Regions from separate parts of the Mus musculus genome. Here all the other regions are linked to region 1. Evidence: chromatin loops called from intact Hi-C (ENCODE). Cell type or tissue: heart. All regions are shown on one strand.

What was found. Hi-C counts contacts between places; a loop is a spot of excess contacts. Peaks named below come from ENCODE experiments on the same cell type or tissue, not always from the same donor. Only the 100,000 strongest peaks of a DNase experiment are listed, where the experiment ranks them.
Region 2: a loop joins it to region 1, with 2.7 times the contacts of the local background. A loop is called at or near these places in 7 of 42 quality-filtered maps.
Region 3: it touches region 1 in a loop (3-fold over the local background); 9 of 42 quality-filtered maps call a loop at or near these places.

What each region holds. Positions count from the first base shown.
Region 1 is chr14:20,870,015-20,878,014 of GRCm38, reverse strand. No RefSeq gene overlaps it. Among named protein-coding and RNA genes, the nearest start is that of Gm30212, 14 kb to the left of the region's middle. In heart, a CTCF peak has its summit at 4,492 (motif pointing right); DNase peaks (open chromatin) are centred at 4,504 and 6,324; H3K4me3 peaks cover 841 bases; H3K27ac peaks cover 541 bases.
Region 2 is chr14:20,719,978-20,727,977 of GRCm38, reverse strand. Zswim8 (zinc finger SWIM-type containing 8) reads right to left here. Exons shown (of 26, transcript NM_027996.3): 20 at 7,942-8,000; 21 at 6,319-6,807; 22 at 5,949-6,108; 23 at 5,659-5,835; 24 at 5,399-5,518; 25 at 4,972-5,150; 26 at 4,359-4,839. The coding sequence ends at 4,636. Ndst2 (N-deacetylase/N-sulfotransferase (heparan glucosaminyl) 2) reads left to right here. Exons shown (of 15, transcript NM_010811.2): 7 at 363-491; 8 at 618-800; 9 at 888-984; 10 at 2,281-2,404; 11 at 2,525-2,699; 12 at 2,900-3,070; 13 at 3,158-3,267; 14 at 3,415-3,517; 15 at 3,618-4,248. The coding sequence ends at 3,743. Among named protein-coding and RNA genes, the nearest start is that of Ndst2, 11 kb to the left of the region's middle. In heart, a CTCF peak has its summit at 3,708 (motif pointing left); DNase peaks (open chromatin) are centred at 3,867, 5,045 and 6,407; H3K4me3 peaks cover 716 bases; H3K27ac peaks cover 1,186 bases.
Region 3 is chr14:20,733,612-20,741,611 of GRCm38, reverse strand. It overlaps Ndst2 (N-deacetylase/N-sulfotransferase (heparan glucosaminyl) 2), which reads left to right and starts at 7,050. Exons shown (of 15, transcript NM_010811.2): 1 at 7,050-7,397; 2 at 7,968-8,000. It overlaps Camk2g (calcium/calmodulin-dependent protein kinase II gamma), which reads left to right. Exons shown (of 21, transcript NM_001360186.1): 18 at 2,210-2,285; 19 at 2,669-2,763; 20 at 4,109-4,353; 21 at 4,760-6,739. The coding sequence ends at 4,341. In heart, CTCF peaks have their summits at 4,102 (motif pointing left) and 7,201 (motif pointing left); DNase peaks (open chromatin) are centred at 4,171, 5,421, 5,511, 7,011 and 3 weaker places; H3K4me3 peaks cover 1,709 bases; H3K27ac peaks cover 3,458 bases.

The DNA.
Region 1 (8,000 bases):
ATCCAAGTCACATCATCAGGCCTGGCAGCAAGGACCTTTACCCGCTGAGCCATTTTGCCATCTCCAATGTGAAACTTTTGTGTGCTAATTTTGTTTCTTGTTGTGTTTTTTGGTTTTTTTTTTTTTTTTTGAGGGGGTGGGGTTTTTTTTGGTTTTTTGTTTTGTTTTGTTTTTTGGTTTTTTTTGACACAGGGTTTCTCTGTATAGTTCTGGCTGTCCTGGAACTCACTTTGTAGATCAAGCTGGACTCGAACTCAGAAATCCACCTGCCTCTGCCTCTGCCTCTGCCTCTGCCTCTGCCTCTGCCTCTGCCTCTGCCTCTGCCTCTGCCTCTGCCTCTGCCTCTGCCTCTGCCTCTGCCTCTGCCTCTGCCTCTGCCTCTGCCTCTGCCTCTGCCTCTGCCTCCCATTGGGTTCTTTTTTTGTGGGGAGGGTGTTGTGGTTTATGTAGCCCTGGCTGTCATGAACCTTACTCTGTAGATCAAGTTGGTCTTGAATTTACAGAGGTTACCTGCTCCTGCCTCTCAAGTGGCGGGATCAAAGGTGTACACCACCATACCCACCTTCTGTGAGATTTTTGAGGGCAGTTTTTCTCCTGTGCTACAGAGACGCAAAGTTTCCTTCCTTCTTCCTTTCTTTCCTTCGTTTTGTTTTGTTTTGTTTTGTTTTGTTTTGTCTTCTTTCTTAAAATAAAGTCTCTCTATGTAGCCCATGCTGGCCGGAAAGACAGAGATTCACGTCTCTGCCTCTCAAGTACTGGGATTAAAGCACAAAGATAAATTTCTTTAGCTCATGGTAACATCATGCCCATCGTTAGTAGGTATCACTCCTGGTTTCCTGGTTTGTGACCTTGCTTATCCTTCTCCCTAACCCATAAGATATGTACATATATAATGTGTAAATCCTTTGGGTATATAGGCACTCCAAAAAAAAAAAAGCCATAGTACAGTTTAATGAATAGATATGACTTTAGCCTCTGTAACTAGTATTATACCATAGCTGACTGCTATATGAAACTGCTGTGTGTGTGTGTGTGTGTGTGTGTGTGTGTGTGTGTGTGTATTCAGACACTTTACTTTTCTGCTTCTCCGGTGAACACCAACCTGTTTCCATATCTACCCCTCTGATGAATACGCTTGCTCATGTGCCGTGTATGAGATTGCTGGCTCGTTAGGCATATGTATGTTTAAATTCATGAAATATAGTCAGATGGCATCCAGAATAGCTTTACAAGCCTTCACTGACACTCCTGGTTCCTTTTCCCTCACATCCTTGCCACACTCGGTGGATTACCTGTCACGTCTTACTTTGCTGTGACCCTATCGGTACAAAGTGATAATAACTTGTTTTCATTATTATTGTCGTTGCTTTGTGCTGGGAATTAAGCCCTTGGACTCACATACAGTAATCATGTATTCTTCTATTGTGTAAGACCTCATAACTTAATTTACATTGCTTAAAGTGCTCTAAGATTGAGCATCCATTGAAGTGGAAATTTCTGGTTTCTTTAACAACTCAGTTGTGGCATGTGATGTTCTTCAGGAAGCTGTCTTGTGAGAGGGCATGCACGCGCCACAACTGAGTTATTAAAGAAACCAGAGATCTCCATTTCAGTCCATCTTTCCATGTTTGTCAGCTACTCTCATCACTTAAGTTTTTAATCCTTTCTTTTCTGCTTGAGGTAGAGTCTCTTGTACCCTAGGGTGGACTCGGTTTACTGGTAGATGAAGATGATCTTGGCTTTCTAATCCTTTTGCCTCGACTTCCCCATTCTGGGATTACAGAGGCGTGGGAGTCAGACTCAGGGCTTCCCGAACACTAGGCAAGCACTCTGTTAACTGAGCTCCATCTCTCGTCCCGTTGTCAGCCGTTTGGATTTCTAATTTTAATTTACTACTATATTTGTTGCTCAATTTTAATCAGATTTCTGGTCCTTTTCTTCAATGTGCAGGAATTCGTTGAACATTCAAGATATTAATCCTAAGATAATGCAAGGTATACTATAATATATTGCATATAATAATATATTAATTCTAAGAAAATATAATAAGATAAGATATTGCAAATATCTTATCCCAAATGCACGTCATGTGATTGTTACAAAACTCCAGAGAGTAAGTGTATGTGGTGGCACACACCTTAGTCCCAGGACTCAGGAATCAGAGGTAGGTGATCTATGTGAGTTCAAGACCATCCTGGTCTACAAAGCAAGTTCCTGGACAGACAGAGCAACACAGAGAAACCCTGTCTCAAAAAAACAAACAAAAACAAAAACAAAAACAAAAACCATCCAGAGAGGGGTACTTCGTGGGAGGAGTGGTGCTCATGGTGTGGCACAGATATCTGATGGGATTTTTGGAGATGCTGCAAAGATTTTTTTTTAAGATTTATTTATTTACTATATATAAGTACACTGTAGCTGTCTTCAGACACACCAGAAGAAGGCGCCAGATCTCATTACAGATGGTTGTGAGCCACCATGTGGTTGCTGGGATTTGAACTCAGGACCTCTGGAAAAGCAGTCAGTGTTCTTAACCGCTGAGCCATCTCTCCAGCCCAAGATTTATTTTTTTTAAAGATGTGTGGTTTTGTCCTATAATGAATTAAGCTATATATTTGATTTAAGTCCTCTTCTGCATATTGGGAGATAGTTCAGTCATTGGCATGCCTGTTGTACAAGCAGGAGGACCTGCTCTCCAGTTAGACAAAAGACCAGGCCTAGTGATGAGCATTTGGAATCCCAATGCTGAGTAGACAGAGACAGGAAGATCCTGGAAACTCACTGGGTAGCCAGTCTACCTCAGTCAGGAAGTCTCAGGCTCCAATGGGAGACTGTCTCAGAGGTGATGCTGAGGAGTGATACTGAAGTTGGACTGTGGCCTCTGCACACACCTTCACATACCTTCACACACCTGCACACACACACACACACACACACACACACACACACACACACACACACATACACCAGTATTCAGGATCTATAGCATGTATTAACCAATTCACCCTATATTGATAGAATGCTTGCCCAGAATTCATTCGGTCTTAAGTTTGTTCCCTAGTGCCTCAGGAACAATTTTCTACTACTTATCTGATAATGAGTCCGAATTTATTTTTCAAATAAATCCACTTTGTTCATCAGTCAAAGCGGACCTAATTCTTAGACATACACTGCTTCCTAAAGATACTTTTGTTTGCTTATTTATTTATTTGTTTGTTCGTTTGTTTATTTATTTATTGCCGCTCTGCCTTTTCTCTTTCTTATCCATCAATAAAGTGGCCACACTCCTATTGGATCCAAAACCAAGCAAGGGCTTGTGGCATCAATCCTCTAGGGATAATTTAGGCACATGGGCAGAGGAAGGTATGCTTTCAGGAGCTTTGCAATTTGTTTCATGGACCTTAGAGGTTAGTTCTGCCACCATTGCTGACAGGCTCAGAGCAACACTAAGGAAGAAGGAATGAAAGAAGGGAGGGAGGGAAGGAGAGAGGGAGGGAGGAAGGGAGGCAGAGTAGGCAAACAAGACTAGCAAGTTGGTATCCACGTTATTCCCAAACTGGGTAACCTTAAGGTCCCAGAGCTTCACACACTAGTGCTCTTTGACTGTATAAAACTAAACCGTGTTTAGGACTCTGCAAGCTCTAGACTAGAAAAAGAACTGCTTGTTGCGCAGTTTAGAGCTTCCATTTTCAATAATGAAAGGAATTGTAATGTTGGAGGAGGTTGGGGTGAAGGGCAAAGCAAGCTGTGCCAGTACAAACTGTTTTGCTTGTAATGACTAAAACTTCTGCCTTGGTGATATCAGCCTTCAAAGACCTATCTCTTTCCCCAATAACTTGATACCAGCTTCGGTCAAAGCACCCGCCACAGCAGCTGCACTAAGCCACGGGCTCCCTGTGTTATTTTTATCTCAGAAGCTCACTGGGACTCACTTGCTCACCAATATGTTGAGGAGAAGGACTGGGAGGCCTAAATCCTATTGTGTACCCCACAGAGATAACCCCCACATTCGCAGTGAAGACGTACTTTTACTAAACGGCTAAGACCCCTGCACCCTCCAAACAATGTTGTTTATTTACTAAAAGGCAAGAGAGCTCAGCCTTGGCCAGGTGGCCTCAGCAAGAATTCCTCCTCCCCTCCTCCTGAGAATTCACAACCCATCTCACTGCACGGAGGAGGATGGCTGTTCTGCTCCTGGATGCCAGGTACTTCACAGTCATCAGAAGGAGTCAGGAAGCAGAAGGGAAAGAAATGAATCTTGAATTTCTAACAGTAAAGCATTTCTCTCAATAGTCTGGACCCTCATTGCCGATCTCAGAACAACTTCCTAAACCCCAAGCGTGGCATACATAGCTTTGAATTAAATAGGTCCCTTCTCCAAGTCTCTTTCCACCCAGGGTCCCATCACAGTGCCCAAAAGCCATTCCACGAAGTTTCTCCTTTTCCAGCCAGCAGCGTGAGCACTTTCCTATCCACTGTCATATTTCACCCAGGAGAGGGCGCCAGCGTGACGTAGATGAAGCCAGCGTTGGGAGAAACTGAAAAACAGGGCCCAGCAGCAGGCAGAACATACCAAACTTTAGGTGATCTTGACCCAAGTGTCCAGCTAGGCCAGACACTCTGGTCTCCTCCTTGAAGCTCCCCTTACCCTTATCAGAGAAGAAAACAAGGCCAGACTAATTGTATTACATTAATCTATATTAATATAATTTATACTATAATTTAAATAAAGTATATATTATACAATGTGTAATTTATAATATATAGTATTGTAGTATTTAGTATATAGTACACATCACATACACACACACACACACACATATATATATATATACACACACACACATATATATATATACACACACATATATATACACACACACATATATATCTTAATATTTAAGGCTCAGGATACATTTGTTAAGTACCAAAAAAGATTACTAAAATTAGGTGAGCGAAGATGACTGGGGGATCGTCTTTCCACCATACCTGATGGCCTGAGATTGATCTCCAGAGATCCACACAGTAGAGAGAACTGAGTCTTGCGAATTGTCCTGTAACCTCTATGCATGTACCTATACAACCTCTCCCCCACATAAATAAATAAATGCAAAAATATTAAAGTTGTAGTATATTTTAATTGTTATGACTTAGCAAATTAAAGTTGTAACACAAACACATACTACACCTACATAGTTACATGTATATTTGAGTGTCTCTCCACATATGTTGTTTTATAACATAGTAGGGCAACTTATATAAGTTGTATGAAAATATTATAAAATTGTAGCACAATATAGTGCTGATAATGGGGCCAGGGTTAGGATGTGTAGTATCTTCTGTTGACCCCTCTGAGTACAGCTTAGTGGAGCTCTGTGATCCAGGCTCGACCTCACACATATATGGTCTAATTATCCTCTATTTAAAGGCCAATTGTCAAATGGCCCTACTAATGAATTTCTCATTCTTCACTACCATATCTTATGGCCTAGGCCACTATGACACGGTATATCAACTGTGCAATGAGGGAGAGGAAAGAAGAGGATTCGAAATTACCTGTCATCGTAAGAAAATAACTCTGTTTTGTTGGCTTGGGTTGGATTTTGCTTCTTAAGACTCTTCCTATATTGTACAGGTTGGTCTCAAACTCTTAGACCTCAGTGACTCTCTCACCCCAGTCTCCAGAGTAGCTGGGACTAAAGGCATCCATTATGACAGACTTGGAAAATCATCTTAGCTGCTTAAAAGAACAGATTGAGAGCTGGAGAGATGGCTCAGCAATTACTAGTTCTTGCTATTCTTCCAGAGGACCCTACTTCAGGTCCCAGCAGCTCACAACCTCCTGCTGTAACTCCATCTCCAGAGGCTCCCGCATTGACGTGCACATATCCCCAAATACACACACACACACATACACACACACACACACACACACACAATAACAATAAAAACAGGCGGTGGTGCCTCATGTCTTTAATAGCAGCACTTGGGAGGCAGAGGAAGGTAGATCTCTGAGTTCTACAGAGTGAGTTCCAGGACAGCCACAGGTACACAGAAAAACCCTGTCTTGAAAAGCCCAAAATAAATAACTAATAAATAATAACAATAACAATATTTTTTCTTTAAGCATCAGGACACACAGAGAGAGGACACCCTGACCTGGGGCTGCTCTCTGTACAAACCTCCATCACAGAGGTATCTCCTCTCACAGAGGTATCTCCTCTTAGGCTCCAGAGTTTTCCCTGTGTTTGTATTGTTTTTGTTAAATCAGGAAGTCTTCTTGGAAATCCTCCAGGGAGACACTGGCCTCAAGCCTGCATTCCACCCACCCTACCTCAGTTCTGGGCCAAAACAACAGGAAGTTATCTTCCCAGGAACCCAAGGTCTTGCCCTTAGGATGAGCATCAGCCCTGGTCCTGTCTCCTCTGAAGAGCAATAACTTCTTAGAGTAGAAAACAACAGTAAGATAGAAAGAGAGGGGCATTTTTCTTGGTTGTTTGTTTTTTAAATACGGTCTCAACTACATAGTTGTGGATGACCTGGAACTCAGAGATCCAACTCCCTCTACCTCCCAAGGGCTGGTATTAGAGGACATGCCACCCTGGCCCAGCCAAGTTTGTAGTTTTTAAAGGGCATCTGAAAAACTAAAGGAGTACAAAAAGGAAATCAGCCATAAAGGGCAGGAGATGGGCCAGTGGCTAAGAGCACTTGCTGTTACTGCAGAAGACCTGGGTTTCTTTGCCATCATCCACGTGGTAACTCAAAACCATCTCTAACTTTAGTTTCAGGCAGTCTAATACCCTCTTCTGAATTCCATGAACACTAGGCACACACATATTGCACATACATATAGGCGCTAAACACCCATACCTATAAAATAAGTAAATCTACATTTTTAAAACATTTGTAAGAAAACAACAATAACATATTTATTTCCAAAACATTGTTATTTATGTCCTTCCTTTTCACCTAGTGCCTGCCTGCCATAACTCCCCAGCCAGATATACAGGCTCCATTTAACAATCTTAGGTACTCAGCTTCTCCCTACTTCTTCAGCCACCAGGATATTCACCTCATCTAATCAACACAGGAGAGGGCAAAGGGTAGTGTTTGACTGTGTAGATGCAGATATACTCAAAGGTCTGTGAAATTTGGGCTAGACATAACTCCATGGTAGATCACTTGTCTAGCATGCATAAGACCCTGGATTCTATCCCTGGTACCCCAAGAGAATAAAACAAAAGAGGCCCATTAGTCTTTCTAGATGTTTAGGGAAAAACACCCAGTGCAAGTTCACCATCATATCCAGTGTCACGCTCCAGAAAGGCCTAAAAATTAAAATAATTATAATGCAGAATAAAGTTGATATCTTCTGTCCGGTGTATTCAGATAAATATCCATGTATTTGCTGTAGAAGAATGTGTTTGATCACGGGGCCTTACCTCGCTCTGCAGAACACTATGGAATAAATAGTGCATTCTCATTATTACCATATTAAGATCTGGAAAAGCCTTAAATTCCAAATATATCTGGCCACAGGGACTTTTAGTACTAAGTTGTGAATTCTGGACATTTAACCTGTCCACAGCACACTTAAAGAATCTGAGCAGTTTTGTCATAGTCAAGAAATCAACCTCACACAACATCCCCCGGAGTACCTGGCACAAATCCCTTTGTTCCATGTGCTATTTGTTAATATATAACAGAAGCCCTGGGTAGGGTTTGTTGTATGTGAGCAGGAATCTAAGCAAAACAACTTGAGAGAGAGCATGCTTCCTTGGCCTCAGAGTTTCCAGCTCATCACAGGAGCATCGTAGGGCACAAAGACTCACTTCACGATAATCAGAAGCAGCATACAGAGAGCTTCCTTGTCACCCCTTCTATTCCATTTATGTCTCCAATGTATAGGATGGTGGCACCCATATGCAGAGCAGGTCTTCCCTGTTTAGTGAATCCTCTGGAAACACCTTCACGACTTTCCTTATTTCCTAGTAGTTTTT
Region 2 (8,000 bases), 150 kb after region 1:
CAAGGTATCCACAAAAAATGCTAAGGCATATAGTAAAAAAATTTTTAAAGATTTGATTATGTGTGTGTACTCTATCTGCATGTACACCTGCGTGCTAGAAGAGGGCATCAGATCCCATTACAGATGGTTGTGGGCCACCTTGTGGTTGCTGGGGATTGAACTCAGGAAGAGCAGCAATAAAGCAGTGCTCTTAACTGCTGAGCCATCTTTCCAGCCCTGCATATAGTAAATTTTCTTACTATGACTTCAAACCAGGCCTCTCTGAAGCCAGGGAACTCCAGTGCGTCCTGACGTTGGTCCATATCTGCTCTCCATCTTACCATTCACATCGCATCTATCCCTGTATCTTCTTTTCCTCTCAGGTGCTCCCCCGGCAAACATGTGGCCTCTTCACCCACACGATCTTCTATAATGAGTATCCTGGAGGTTCTCGTGAACTAGATCGAAGCATCCGAGGTGGAGAGCTCTTTCTGACAGTGCTGCTTAATCCGGTAAGGTGCCAAAAGGAAACCAGAAGACTAGAAAGCCAAAGTGTTGTCAAGCCAGAGCCTTTGTGCACCAATGCTGGTTCTGGGACAGGGGTTCTCTAAGTCTCACAGGTAAGCATCCTCTTGCAGATCAGTGTCTTTATGACCCATCTGTCAAACTATGGAAATGACCGGCTGGGCCTGTACACCTTTGAGAGCCTGGTGCGCTTCCTCCAGTGCTGGACACGACTGCGCCTACAGACCCTTCCTCCTGTCCCTCTTGCACAAAAGTACTTTGAACTTTTTCCTCAGGAACGAAGCCCCCTGTGGCAGGTAAGGCTGGAGCTCAGGCTGACCTGATCTGAGTGGGGGTCAGGGTTAGAGGATTAGTCCTTATCAGACTCGTGGCCTAACCTTCAGAATCCCTGTGATGACAAGAGGCACAAAGATATCTGGTCCAAGGAGAAAACCTGTGATCGACTCCCCAAGTTCCTCATTGTGGGACCACAGAAGACAGGTAAATTGTCCACAGTTTATCTTATGCTGCCTTCTCATACCTACTTCTCATTATTCAAGTCTCTTGAGGAAAGGATTTATTTTTTTAATTATTATTTAGTGTGCTTGCATATATATATATACACATACACACACATATATGTATGTATGTATGTATACACATGTGCAGGACAGCTTGAGAGAATCAGTTATTTTCACTGTGTTTTGTTTTGTTTGGGTTTTGGTTTTCTTGGGTTTTACTGTGTAGTTTTGGCTATCCTGGAACTCCTCAAACTCCCAGAGATCTTTGCCTGTCTCTGCCTCCCAAGTGCTGGGAATAAAGGTTGCACTACAATGTATATATTTTTAATTTTGTGTTTTTTATTTGTTTAGATTTTTTTTTGTTGTTGGTTTTTTGTTTTTGTTTTTATTTGTTTGTTTGTTTGGTTTGGTTTTTTGAGACAGGGTTTCTCTGTGTAGCCCTGGCTGTCCTGGAACTCACTCTGTAGACCAGGCTGGCCTCGAACTCAGAAATCCACCTGCCTCTGCCTCCTGAGTGCTGGGATTAAAGGCGTGCACCACCACGCCTGGCTCTGTTTGTTTAGTTTTTGAAACAGGGTCTCGTTGCCCAAGCCAACCCCAATCCTCTGATCTCTTTGCTTCAGTTTTCCAAGTACTGTAATTACATTTGTAAGCCACTTACCTGGTTCTGTCACAGAGTTTAAAAGATAGATAAATAGAGGCTGGGGTATTTGCTGATCATGTACAGAGCCCTGGATTCCAGCCCCATCATAAAGCTAGTATAGTAGGGCAGGGAGGATCAGAAGCCCTCACTTGCTATATATACAGGAAGTGAGGCCAGCGTAGGCCACATAAGATCCTGTCTCAAAAGTCAATTAGATAGCAAGACGTGGTTGTAAAGGCTGTAGTCCCAGCACTCTGGGAAGCACAGGCAGGCGAGTGTGAGCTTTAGCCTCTGCCTGGACAGAGTGTATTCAAGGATGCCTGGCAATTTAGTAAGACCTAACCTCAAAATAAGAAAAGCAAAGAGGTCAGAAGCCACAGCTCTATGGCAAAGCATTTTTAAAGGCCTAGAGTCAGTCCTGAGTGCTAGGGAGGGGGAGTCTACAAGCGCTTCAGATAAGGCGGAGGGTGAGAGCCACTGGCCCCATCCTGGGCCTCTCAGACTTGCTTTCTCTCCCTTTGCTTTGGCTGAAGGGAGTTTTACAACCCACAAGTGAGTATTTCCTTACTTCCTTCAAGCTCCTGCTGTTGGGCAGGCTGCTTTTGGACCAGGCTGACCTTTCTCTTCCTGCAGGCACCACGGCTATTCACTTCTTCCTGAGCCTGCACCCAGCTGTCACAAGCAGTTTTCCCAGCCCCAGCACCTTTGAGGAGATTCAGTTCTTCAATGGCCCTAATTACCACAAGGGGATCGACTGGTGAGCCTGGGTCCCCTTGCTTGTTCCTCAGAGCTGCACAGCCTTCTCCAGCAGATAGCCAGCCTCGCCAGCTCGCCTCTGGGCTTGCCACTGAGATCTCTTTCCTCTGCTTCTCTCTAGGTACATGGACTTCTTCCCTGTTCCTTCCAATGCCAGCACTGACTTCCTGTTTGAAAAAAGTGCCACCTACTTTGACTCGGAGGTCGTACCACGGCGGGGGGCTGCCCTTCTGCCAAGAGCCAAGATAATCACTGTGCTTATCAACCCTGCTGACAGGGCCTACTCCTGGTACCAGGTGTGTCTCAAGTGAGGGGCATTGGGCCTTCAGGGAGAGGTGGAGAAGGTAGTTCCTGCTAGAGACACAGAAAGGAATGAGAGTCGGGAAACTAAACTAGCCCTTAAGGAGAGGTACCAATGCTGTTGTCACCAGACAAGAGTATGGCCAGAGCCATTGTCAAATGAGCACCTTATCCCTTTGTATTTTCTGTCCTGCAGCACCAGCGAGCACATGGAGACCCCATTGCTCTGAACTACACCTTCTACCAAGTGATTTCAGCTTCTTCTCAGGCCCCTCTGCTACTTCGCTCCTTGCAGAACCGTTGTCTTGTTCCTGGCTACTATTCTACCCATCTTCAACGCTGGCTGACTTACTATCCCTCTGGACAGGTACGACAAAAGCCGTTATTAGGGCATCCCATCCCTCATCCCAGTCTTCTTAACAACTGAAAGGGAACCGCATCCCTGTCCCTTCAGTTGCTGATTATGGATGGGCAGGAGCTTCGTGTCAACCCGGCAGCCTCAATGGAGATCATCCAGAAGTTCCTGGGTATCACCCCCTTTCTGAACTACACGAGGACCCTCAGGTGGGAGAGCATAAGCCAAGGGAAGGAAGGTTTTATGGGGAAAGGGAAAGAGGTTCTGTTTGGAAGAGACATCTCTCCCTGGGCAAGGAGGGTCGGTGCCTTGAGTACCCTTCTTGCTGACACCTGACGGCCTGCTCCTTTGAGTAGGTTTGATGAAGATAAAGGATTTTGGTGCCAGGGCCTTGAAGGTGGTAAGACTCGCTGTCTTGGGAGAAGCAAAGGCCGGAGGTACCCAGACATGGACATGGAGGTAAGTGGAACCTGGGTTACAGCTGCCACTCCACCTCCAGGGTCTGACCTTGCTGTATCTTTTACTATTTGTTTCTCCTCTCACTTTTTTCTCCCATCAGTCTCGCCTTTTCCTTACGGATTTTTTCCGGAACCATAATTTGGAGCTATCAAAGCTGCTGAGTCGGCTTGGCCAGCCAGCCCCCTTGTGGCTTCGGGAAGAATTGCAACATTCCAGTGTGGGCTGATGCCCCAGTCTTTCTTTACCAGCAAAAAGCCTGCTAACTTCACTGAGGGGCAAGTCTTAGAGCAGAACCCACAGGGGGATTAACATGGCCCCTTACCCCTCTACCTCAGTGGCCCCCAGGATTGGAATGGCTGAAAAGGGAGGGGATCCATCTCTTTCCCATAGTTTTGGGACCTAATAAAGGGGCTTCCCTTGGCATCCCCCCATGGTACTAGGTACCTTTGACCTATGAACCTGGGAGGTGAGGAAGAGGGTCCTGGGAAGGGGTAAGAAGACCATATTCAGTGGTTTCCTTCCTCGTGCCCAGCAGTTTACCTGTCAATGCCTACCCCTGAGAGGCCCCTTCGCTATGGCCTCTTTAGTCAAGACAGTGGGATCTACCTGTGGCCTGGCCTCTCTAATGTCATTCACATTGAATGGGGATGAGGTCAGACAGTTGCTCATAGAGCCATATATGAGCCCTAGCTGTGGGCTAGAAATGTCCTTAATAAACATCCTTATTTTTCTGTTTTGTCTGCTTCATTGCAGTAGGGGAAAACAAACCCTAAACTACAGCAGGTATCAGCTGTCTTTTCACAGCTCTTCTACACAAGGAAGAAGGCAAAGACCCAGAAAATAGAGTAAAAAAGGAGTTTATATATTTATAAATGCCAAATAAATACCAGAGGCCACCCAACGCCCTCTCCCAGACAAAGCTGTCTCCCCCAACCCTAGACTTCTAAGGTCTGAGACATCTTGGCCCCAAGCTACAGCCCAAGAGCAGCTGCCAGTCTGGGCTACAAGGGAATTGAGTGGGGATGATCTGTCCAGCCAAGAGTCGCCTGACCCTCTGTGTGAGGGCTCCCCATAGCCACAGGCCTGTGTCCCTAAATAGGGCCCTCCAGGGACCAGACTCAGGGGGAGAAGGTGGTTATCTCCAGAGAGACCCGCTGCCACAACTCCTTGGTCTGTTTGCTGCGTTTGAGGTTCTGTAGGATGTCGTTGAACTGCATCATGCCCATGGGTGTCAGGCAGAAGGCGCTGCGAGCGCTGCGGATTGCATTCACAAAGTCGTCGTAGTCGGCAGGAGTCAGGTGAATTAAGCGGTGATGGATGTACTGGAGGGTGGGTTGGAGGGGAATCAGCACAAAGCACATACAACCGGGGCCCCACTTCCCTTACATGCTGAGGGATCTGATCCAACTGCCCAGGAGGTGTTCCACCTTTCTCCATACTTCCTGAGTTATCACCTGCATGTATGCCTGCTGACAGCGCTGCACCAGTTGGTGGAAGGCCGGGGCTCGAAGGTGGTTGTGGGCATGAATGGGGTTCAGCCGCTGCAGCGTCTCCATGACGATCTCCTGCAGCACAAACGGGCTCAGCACCCCCTTGGCTGCCCCCACACAGAACTGGTGCACGTAGTTCACTCCTGAGGGGCAGGGGAGGGGCATGAGACGGGGGTGGCCACCTCTGCCCTAGGGACCCACTCATATATCTCAGCTCTAGCCCTACAGAGATCCACCCTCCACCCCAGGAGCTGAGGTAATCCTCCACCCCCCTGCGCTCGCACACATACCCGACCAAGGCCTCAACTCTGAGTAAGAGCTAGGAAGGAGGTCTGGGATAGGAAGGGAAGGGAAACAGGGGGACAATGGTCCTGAGGAGGGGAGGTGTTACCCAGCTTTGCTGCCAGCCCCAGCAACCATTTGACATCATCAGTGTAAGGGGGGGAGCGGGAAAAGTTGTTGGGGTGATCGTTGTGTGCCCGGCGACCTAGCATCTCCAGTGCCAGCATCCCTAGGAAACACAGATGGGCACACAATCGGATATATACCCTTCACCTTCTCCCCCATCCTGGTACCTGACCCACAGTAAACAAATGAAGAGCCCCTCACTTCACTCAGCTGTAGGTAGGAGTACAGAAAGGGACTTCTTACCAACACGGTAAGCAGCATGCAGATGGTGCAGGCTATGTGGATTGACCGGTTGACTGTGTGTCTCCTCTTCGGGTGGTGGAAAACCCCCGCTTACCAGAGGGCTGGGCTGTGTGGTCAGAGCAGGCAGTGAGGCACCCTGGATGGCTGGAAACGTAGATGCTGGATGGACACTGCTCACTGAGGGGAGATGGAAAGCCATGTGAGAGAAGAGGTGCAGGAGATGCCCTCCCTCCCTCCCATGTTCAGCGCACCTCCCCTCCATTCACCTGCTCCCTGTCCCCGAAACTCACAGGCCACACTGGTGGGCAGTGGGAGCCCTGGTTCTGTGTGGTAAGGATGGACTGTGATGGGAGCCATGGAAGGGACAGGGAAAGATACAGCTGTGGCAGCAAGCGAGGGAGGAGTCACTGAGTAAGGGTATTGCGCCCCCAGGAATGCAGGATGCACACCCTATAGTAGATGGCAAAAGGAGAGCAGATACTAAGCCTGGTTAGGTAACAAACAGGCATTCTTACATTTCTTACTTAGTTGCCTTGGTCTCCCATTTCCCACCACCTTACCAGGGCTCCTGGACAGCCCTAGTACACACCCAAAGTACTGCAACCCTATGAACTAGTGTTCTCCACATGCCTCACACCATCTGTGAAACACCAGACTCACCTGTGGGTATGCAGAGCTGGGCACAGGGAAGACGGCAGGCCGGGGCATATGAGGCATAGGGTGGGCAGGGTGAGCTGGGTGGGTGAGGTACTGAGGGCTGCAGGGCAAGTGGGGCTGGAGAGCAGTGTAGGGGTGCAGGCCAGGGGAGTGGCCATGCCCCAGTCCTGGACCTGGATATAAACTGGACCCCACTGAGATGACCGGAACCACTGTGGCTGCTGCTGTCACTGCTGCCGCAGCCACTGTAACAGGTTCAGTCCCTGGGGCACCCCTACCCTCAGGGAGTCCCCGCCCAGCCTCCCCAGCGGCCCTCATCCCACTGCCACTACAGCTTGTAGCCCCTTCACGAGCTGTGGACGAGCCGCCTGCTGTCTCCTCATAAAGCCAGAACCACTGATGAGCAACCTCAAACAGCACTTCAGGGTATACGCCCCCACCCTTGGCTGCCTCTTCCACGGCCATGCAGGCCTTCTCCAACATCAGGTTATCCTGGAAAGGAGCAAAGCATTAGGGGGAGAGGCCCTACCCAGGAAGGAGGACTGGTTGAGGGGCATCAGAGGGCAAAGCACTGACTGACTCACTGACTAACAGCAGTGAGAACTTCACACAGGCACCAAACAAATAATTGTTCCCTCGTGCACACCCAAAGCTCATCATACTCAGGAATCAGCCTGAGCCCTGAGTAGTCAGCCTTCTATTTGCTTGTGTGTTGTGATGGAATTGATCCTAGCTTTAGGATTATAGCAGAACGCATGCATGCATACACACACACACACACACACACACACACACACACACACACACAATAGAATACAACACATAGTATGTATTCCTAATTTGAAAATGGAAAACACTAAAATCAGAAACTTTTTGAATGGCAAGGCTCATTGATACCTCAAGAGGAAAATACCATGAAATATGCCTTCGTGCACAAACAAGGCTGGAGACTAAGTCAGTTGGTTGCCTGGTCTGCATGAGGCCCTGGATCCAATTCCTATGCATGCATACATACATACATACATACACGAGAAAGAGGCCAAGAGACACAAGATTATCTCTAGGATGTGTACGTAATTAACATATGAAATAAAAATTTCAAACCTAGTTTTGGGTCCCATCCCCAAGATCACTCAGGTTTAAGAAAATACTCTGAAAACCTAAAATCCAAAACACTTCTAATCTTGAACCTAACAGATACTCAACCTGCAATATGTGAAATGTTACAATGAGAGAAAAAATTAGATTCTTCATAAACTCCTGCATCTGACGGAATCAAGGGAAGGTCCCTAACCCGCAAATAATAGATGTCCCAGCTACTCAGAAAGCTGAAGCCGAATTGTAAGTTCAAGCTCCGCATAGAAACTTAGACCTCTTGGAAGAGAGCGAGGGAGAGGAGGAGGGAGGGCAGGCTGCCAAGTCTGACAACTTGAGTTTGATTCCTAGGATCCACATGGTATAAGGAGAGAACAAACTTGAACAAGCTGTCCTCTGACCTCCGCATACAATGTGGCACATACCCCCACTCCATCATGTACACACACGTACACACACACAAACACATTTTTAGAGGAAAAATGTTCGGTGATGTTCCCCCATGCCCGGAGGGCTGAAATCTGGAAGTACCTGTTCCTTGCACTGCACCAAGGCCCGCTGAATCTCATTGGGGTTCAGTGCGTGGGCAT
Region 3 (8,000 bases), 140 kb after region 1:
TCACCTCGCCCCGGCTCTGCAGTGCCAGTGGCTTGGGTCCTGTCCGGCTTGCTCGCTCACCTGCCTTATTCTGTTTGTTTTGGCTGCTCTGCCTTGCCCTGCCCTGCCCTGGCTGGCTAGCTGCCCCACTCCGCACTGGGAATGGCAGCTTGGTGCCTGAAGGACGGAGCCCCCGGGACAGAACAGCCCCCTCTGCAGGCATGCAGCCCCAGCCTTCTCTCTGCTCCTCAGCCAGTAAGTGTGAGGGAGGCACATTCTGGCTTCCAACTCCCTGGCTCTTCCTGAAGCCCCTCAGGGATTCCCCCAAGAGCAGTCAGCCTAGCCCAGCTGCCTGTCAGTCAGCTTTAGGGGCGTGGTGTCTGCCAGGGGCGGGGGCCAGCTGGAGGCACTAGTCCCAGGCAGGCCTGAATTTGGAGACCAGGAAAGAGAAGAGTGGGTGGGAAACCACGGTGTGGAAGTGGGACATAGAAGGCCACTGGGGTGTGTAGCAGGCTTTGATTTGACAACAGCCAGGAAGAACGATGAGAAGTCAGGTCCATGAGGTGGGAATAGGGCAAGGGCACATTGCAACAGCCTAGGAATTGTGCTGGGGTTAGAGTTTTCTGTGGTTCAGCCATCTTAAGAGCATTGGCTCTGAATGAGACAGCCCTGATTTTGAATCTTAGCTAAGTGTGGTGGTACACAGTTATACTCCTAGCACTCAGGCGCCTGAGGCTGAAGCCTAAGGGTCTCCGTTTTGTTCAGGGCCAGTCTAACTACACAGTGAGACCTGTCCCCAAAGGAAACATAAATCCCAGCTATGCTACTTTCAACAGTCTGTCAAGTGCCTTAGCTTCCAAGAGCCTCAGTTTCCTTATCTGTTGGGGGTGAGGGGGTCCCCACCTCAAGCACAGTAGTAGCTGCCAGGGTTCCTAAGATTCAGGTTTATGTCTGTAGTTCTTTCTGTGTTAAAGTCACCTCTCTTGGTTTCGTTGCCCCACACTGTCTATCCTAAATCCAATCTTCATCACCCACAGGCCCCAAGTCAGGTCCCCCAGATAAGTTTGATGGAACTCATAGGGAAGTGTTGTGTAGACATACCTGCTTGCTTCTCTGGACAAAGGACAGAGCTTATCTCCCTAAGCCCCTGCTTATCCATTCAGGCTGCCCACCTGTCAGTGGTCTCTGTGGAAGTCCCTCCTGGCTTCACCTTTAGCTATGCTGCCCCCACCCCCCATACTGCCCTCAGCTGTGCTGGCCCAGCTACGTCATGCTGGTACTGTTCTAATGCTCACATTTGTCTGTCTTGCAGCCTCTTGCGCCTGTGAGGAAAGGCTTGTGGCCTGGACCAGCCTGGGGCTCCAGTTACAGTTAGGGTTAGCCTGAACTCAGCCCAAGCTCACCCTACGTTAGAGACACCCCCTGCTAATAGTGGCTCTCGTTCTGTAAGTGAGCTAACCCTGAGAGCAAAGATGTCACCACGTGCCCCTTGGGTAGGGAAGGAGGGTATCAACTTACCTCCCTCTCAGTCTTGTCTTGATTTTCTATAGGAACGCATCCTGATGCGAGAGCTGGTATAGGTTTCTAGTCTCTCATGAAGCTTATTCATGAGATGAAAGAAGCTGTCAAAGGTTTCCAAGTCCCAAGATCCCTTATCCCAGAAAAGCCTCATGGGAGAGATGAGTGTTATAAAAAGATCCACGCAGCAAACCTAGCTCTCTGGTCATCCTTTTGAAACTTTATCTCTAGGTTGATTTTGTTCTCAGGCAGACTAAGCTCTGGACCACTGAATAAGGGCTACAAGTGCAGTAATTTTTGCAGCCTGAATGAGCCCTTTCTGGTGTAAGAAGTGGTTAGAACAGCCGTATCTAGAGTTGCTAGCCCTGCTAATACACAGACTCTGACTAGAGGGAGGGTTAATGACATCACAGGCTCCTAGCTGCTAAACAATTAGATGTTTTCTGCAACCCGGTTGTTGATGGAGAGGAGGCAGAGGTCACAGGTCCATAACTACTGGGTGGGCGTAGGAAGGAGGCAGTCCTTAACTCTTCAGATGCCAAAGAGGGGGCGAGAAGGGTGGGCTTCCTCCTCCTACACAGGGCCTTAAGAGACAGAGAAGGAGGACGTCTTTGACAAAGATCACAAGGGATCCCTGAAGGACAGAGGAGGGCTCTTTTGCCCCTTGGGAAGTTGCCCAGCAGGTAAATTGGTGGATTTTTCCTCCCAACAGTGAGAAAACAAGAAATCATTAAGATCACAGAACAACTGATCGAAGCCATCAACAATGGGGACTTTGAGGCCTACACGTGAGTAAAAACCCATAGCCCTCAGATTGTCTCCCAAGTCTACCTCTATTTCCCCAAAAAAAAAAGTGTCTCTGATCCTGTGGCAAGTGTAGTCTGGACCTTAATCCCTGCCTGAATCAAACCCTGCGTCCATAGGCTCGCTCCCTCGCTCGGATTCCTTCTAGGTAGACTCCCCACAACTGAGCCTGCCTGCCTGCTTGCCTGCCCTGTCGTCCTGACTCTGGGTGGGAGAGGAGGACTGCTAATGGCTCCGCAGTCAAACCTGAGGAGTGTTGTCTTGTCAGCTGTAGCTCAACCCAACTGACGAACAAGACCTGTAGTCCCATAGAGGCCTGACAGGCTGTTTTTACCCTCCACCCGACCCTCGGCCCTCTTTTTTGCAGGAAGATTTGTGACCCGGGCCTCACATCCTTTGAGCCAGAAGCCCTTGGTAACCTCGTGGAAGGAATGGATTTCCATAAGTTTTACTTTGAGAATCGTGAGTGGGTTCGTGCTGCTGATAAACTCCTGCCTGCCCCTCTACCCCTGCCTCTGTCCCTACCCACCCTTGACCCTAGTTACCTCTCTTTGCCTTATCTGACCTTCCCGCTGCATCCTGCTCTGTTCGCTCGCTTCCTTGTCCCTGGTGGCTTTTAACTGGCACTGCTCAAAAGCTGAGTGCCCGTTCACTTGGCAGCTGTATCAGGCGCTGGTGAGCATCACCATTAGGGTCACTGTATTTCTTTAAGCAGCACCTGTCTCCAAGACAGACTGTAAACTCTTCAAGATTAATTCAAGATGATCTCAGCAAGTAATAATGAAGGTCTGTGTCTGCAGGGTTCACAATAAAGGAAATTGCGAACAGGATAAGAATGTGTAAGCCAGTAACAGAGCAGTAATGGTGAACTGTGAGGTCAGAGATTGTGGCAAGGATGCCCTGGACACGGAGGGGGCCGAGCATCTGGATAGGGGAGGTCTATAAGCTCCTGCAAGTGCCAGAACGGAATCATCACGCCCTCCATCTCTACCCTCATTCTTCAGTTTCCCATCTTCTTGTCCACTTTATCCCTCGTGTCTCTGCTCTGCCCTGGGTTTTATGTTGTGGCTGTTTTCCCCCACTGACTCTGTGCATGTGATTGTCCCACACTGTAGCTGCCTTCGTAATCCCTTAGCTATCTAAGTAACGCTAGTAGTCAGAGCAGTGTTTATCTTCGTTCTAGGGGAGGTCTCTTGCAGCCGCTGTAGTACTGGAATGAACTAAAGGGAATCAGACATATGCTGAAGTGCCAGTCCAGCTCCAGAGAACCCTGGGAACTTGGGGGGATCCTGAGCTGGGCGCTTTGGAGATTTCAAACTTTGATGTGCCTTTTCTTTTTAAGTCACAAATTGATTTTGAATGTATGGCTCTTATGATTTTTCTCTTCTAGCCTTAGCTAGGGGCAAAATAAGTTTAGAACTTTGAAACACCAGCCTAACCAAGTAGAAAAACCACAGGTTTTATTAGAGCCACATGGTCCTTAGTTTAAATATCTTATTTGATTTGAGTCTTTTTTTCCCTTCATATAGTGAAGAAAATATCAGTAAAAAATTACATTTCTCTTGCATGTAAAACCTCCGCATAATACCTGATGAAGTGTGGTTGCTAGACTTGTTACCCACATTCTCTTCCTTTTGGATGAAACTAATGCAATGGAGGATCGTGGCCTCTGTGGGGCGATGTTGGGGTACTTGGGGATTCTAGAAATGGCTGCTGGAGCTAGAGTCAAGAAGGTGCAGCCTGGCAGAAAGGTGAGTGTCCAAGCCTAATGCCTGATACCTCCCCTTCCTTGCCCTGCCCCCTGCAGTCCTGTCCAAGAACAGCAAGCCTATCCACACCACCATCCTAAACCCTCACGTCCACGTGATTGGGGAGGACGCAGCTTGCATCGCCTATATCCGGCTCACTCAGTACATCGACGGGCAGGGTCGGCCTCGCACCAGTCAGTCAGAGGAGACCCGGGTGTGGCACCGCCGGGATGGCAAGTGGCTCAATGTCCACTATCACTGCTCAGGGGCCCCTGCCGCACCGCTACAGTGAGCTCAGCCACAGGTGCTCCTTGTTGGGGAGAAGGGACTGGGAAGGGGAGAGATGGCTTGAATAGCTGAAGGGTAGGAGGTGGCTCTCTAGGAAGAAGTACGGGCCCTCCCAGAGGGGTGGGACAGACTGGGCAATGTAGTTTTGATAAGCTATGCTCTGTAATCAGACAGACTCCAGATTTGGTGCAAGCGTTCTTCCCCTGCTGAGCCTTAGTTTCTTTACTTATCAAAGGATGGATGGTAAGGATTAAGATACCATATTAAAGCACTGAGTAGGCCCTCAAATGTGAGAGTGCTGTGTTTAAACGTTAGCCTCTCCTGTACCAGTCCTCTCAAGGACACAGCCAAGTGTGTGCTGTGAATTACCTGTGTTCTCACCGTCCTCTTCTGTCTGTCCCACCTCCTCTTCTGTTTGACAGGGGCATTAGGAGACTCCAGCTGGAGGTTGAACCTTCGCAGCCAGTGACTCTGGAGGGCCTGAGTGACAGCGGCGGTCCTGTTCGTTTGAGGTTTAAAACAATTCAATTACAAAGCGGCAGCAGCCAATGCACGCCCCTGCATGCAGCCCTCCCGCCCGCCCTTCGTGTCTGTCTCTGCTGTACCGAGGTGTTTTTTACATTTAAGAAAAAAAAAAAAAGAAAATAAGATTGTTTAAAAAAACGGAATTCATACCATGATGCGTTTTAAAACAACTGATAGCCCTTGGCTTGCAAGGAGACAGGAGTTTGTGTGATGCTCATCCAGGCATGAACAGTGGGCTCACCCACCAGTATTGAAGAGGTGAGCTTGGCCTCAGGCCCCCATGGATTCAGGGGGACCAGGCAAGGACTCTTGACAGAGCTTTGGTCATGGACAAAGCCATGGTGTGGTTGCAGCCCCAGAGGTGGCCTGATCACCCCAGTTCTAGGAGTGGACTTCGTCAGACCATGCATTGACACCTAGTATGAGAAAGACGCAAACACCGTGGCCGCTGGACCTACATTGGAGAGAATGCAGCACTGCCAGCCTGCTGTGTGTGGAGGCAGCTGTGAGGCGTGGCCTCAGGACTGAAAGCCTGGACTTTGCTGTACCGGTCCAGTTAGCGTAGACAGGAAGAGAATTGGTGCTGCAGAAGTGTGTCCGCCAATGAGAAACCTCGAGTTCGTCTGACATGCACTTAACTCATCCATTTCTAGAGGATGCACAATGCACGTGGGCCTGAGACTGAGGCCCGATTTCTGCTGGTGGAAAGGGGGAGGGATTGCTACTTTGTTTCCTGTTGGTTTTCCTGACATAACAAGGAGAGATCCAGAAGTCGTTGGCCAGGGCTCCTTTTGCCACTTTTGGCAGTTGTTTGTGTGCTGATCTGGACCATCTTTGTCTTGTATTTTCATGGTGGTGGTCCCCATGCTGACCCTCATCTAGGCCTGGGCCCTCTGCCAAGTGCCCCTGTGGGATGGGAGGAGTGAGGCAGTGGGTAAGAGTTGGTGGTTGTTTCTATGCATTCTGGCTGCCCTCTGGGCTGCCTCCCTTCTTCCCATGCTGCACGCCCAACTCTTTCCCTGGGTTTGAGATCGAACTGACTGCTTGGGTGAGAAGTGTCCTCTTTAAAGAGGCTCTTTATTGACCAACCGAAGTATAGACTTTTCTGCTGGACAATCTGCATGGGCATCACCCCCTCGCCTGCATGTACCCACAAAGGGGTCCAGAGCCAAGGCTCCTGCATTCATTGTCCCTCTCTGTGCTCAAGGAGGTCCATTCCAGGAAGAAAAGGTCTGTACCTTAGGCAGATAACAGAGAAGATAATGGAAGAGGCAATTGGTCATAGTCTTGGTTCCCTCCCACCAAACAACTGCACATTATCTGCATTGGGGGGGGGGGTAGATTTCAGCTCCTTGGGTGACCTTCAGGAGGCACAGGAGCTGGGAAAAGAGAACTACAGAGTATGGAGCCAGCTGAGAAGAGAACAAACGCATGGGTGCTGGTGCTTGAATTTAGCCAGGCTCCTCAAGCACTTGTGCATGCCTCAGACCCTGGACCCTAGACCCTTCCTGCCCTGCAGCCTGCAGTGCCAGCCAACAGATACCTTCATCACAGGGTTTGGTTTTGCTGGCTTGAAGACAACAAATGGTCTTAGAGCTCTTTGAGACCCATAGCTTCATGTGGCTGCTCCAGCCCCACTTCTTAGCGTTCTTACTCCACTTCTGGGGCTAATGTCAGCATCTATAGACTATTAATAGACTATTTAAAAAACAAACCACCTTTTAAACAGGAAATGGAAGGCATTTGATGCAGAACTTTTGCATGATGACATAGAAATAATTTAAAATAGTGTTTGTTCTGAATGTTGGTAGTCCCTTCATAGCTTTGTTACAATGAAACCTTGAAGATATTTAATAAAATAACCTTTAAACAGTCCATTGTGTTATTGCTGTTGGAGGCTCGTAGCCGTGGGCTTAGATTTTAGCAGCCTGCGTGACAAGGCTTCACTAGGAGACGAACATCTTTTTGCCCATTCCCTTGGGGAGCAAGGAAGAAAACTTCTCATAAACTCAGCCTGGGCTGCTGTATTGGGGGGTGGCAGGGAGGAAGTAGCCTCTTAGGCGGTGGGCCGAGTCTTCGCCCCGCCCCAGGCGGAGGTGGCCCCGCCCTTGGTACGCGGGCTCCCTCCTCCGCGGGTCTGAGTGGACAGGCCTGGGCCCTGGGCCCGCCCCGACGCTCCGCAGACTGTGCCACCCGGCGTGGAGGACGGGGTCCACCCTGGTGGGCTGAGCGCGAGGCCGGAGGGCTGGGAGGCTGCGGCTGGGCTGAGCACTGCGGAGGGCCGTCGGCTTATCCCAGGTCCCGGTCACGCAGCGGCCACGCTCGGGGAGCGCGCGGACCTGAGCGGGCACCACGAGCCGCAGCGCGCCGCCTCCCCCTGGTGGGAGCGGTACTTGAGCCCGACTGCGGCGGAGCGTTCGCTCGGAGATGGCGGAGCCGCCGCGACGCGGCCCGAGGCCCCGCGAGCAGGGAAGCCGGGCAGCCCCGGGACGCGGCAGGGCCCGGGGACAGCGGGGACGCCGCCCACTCCACCGGGTGAGCCATCTTTGAGAGCAGTCTCCCGTCCACGGTCGCCCTCGGTTTTCGCGATCAGACTTCCTGCGAGTGTCGCCACCGAAACCACCCGCAGGGTCGTCCTGGGCGACCACCCATCTGGCCCTGTGCACCCTGCCCCGAGTCCCAGCCGCTGGCCTCCCCTCAGTTGCCTTATTCTGGCCACTCCGCCCAGGGCACACGGGGTTCTTAAACCCAGTGCCTGTCTGGATGCCAACTCTCGGCCGCACCCCTGCCCCTTTCCCTCCAGCTCCCCCACCTGTGGGCTCCCCATTTCCCGTAGTTCCCGCAGGAGGGTCCTTCTATCCTCAAGGTCAGGTCCTTCCTCCCACAGCGTGGCCCCTGTTGTTTATTCCAGTGGTGGGCCCACACCTCCAGCCCACCCTGACCCTGTATTTGCTGCCCACTTTGGCAGACGACCCTTAGGTTTCTCCTTCCTCAGAAACTTTCCACTGCCACACACATGTTCTTCCTCCAACTTAGTCATCCCACTGCTCCCCCACCAAAAGTTCTCACATGATCCCCTCTCTAAATCTCACTGGCTTCCTCTAGGTATGAAGCTAAAATACAGTGGTTACAACACAG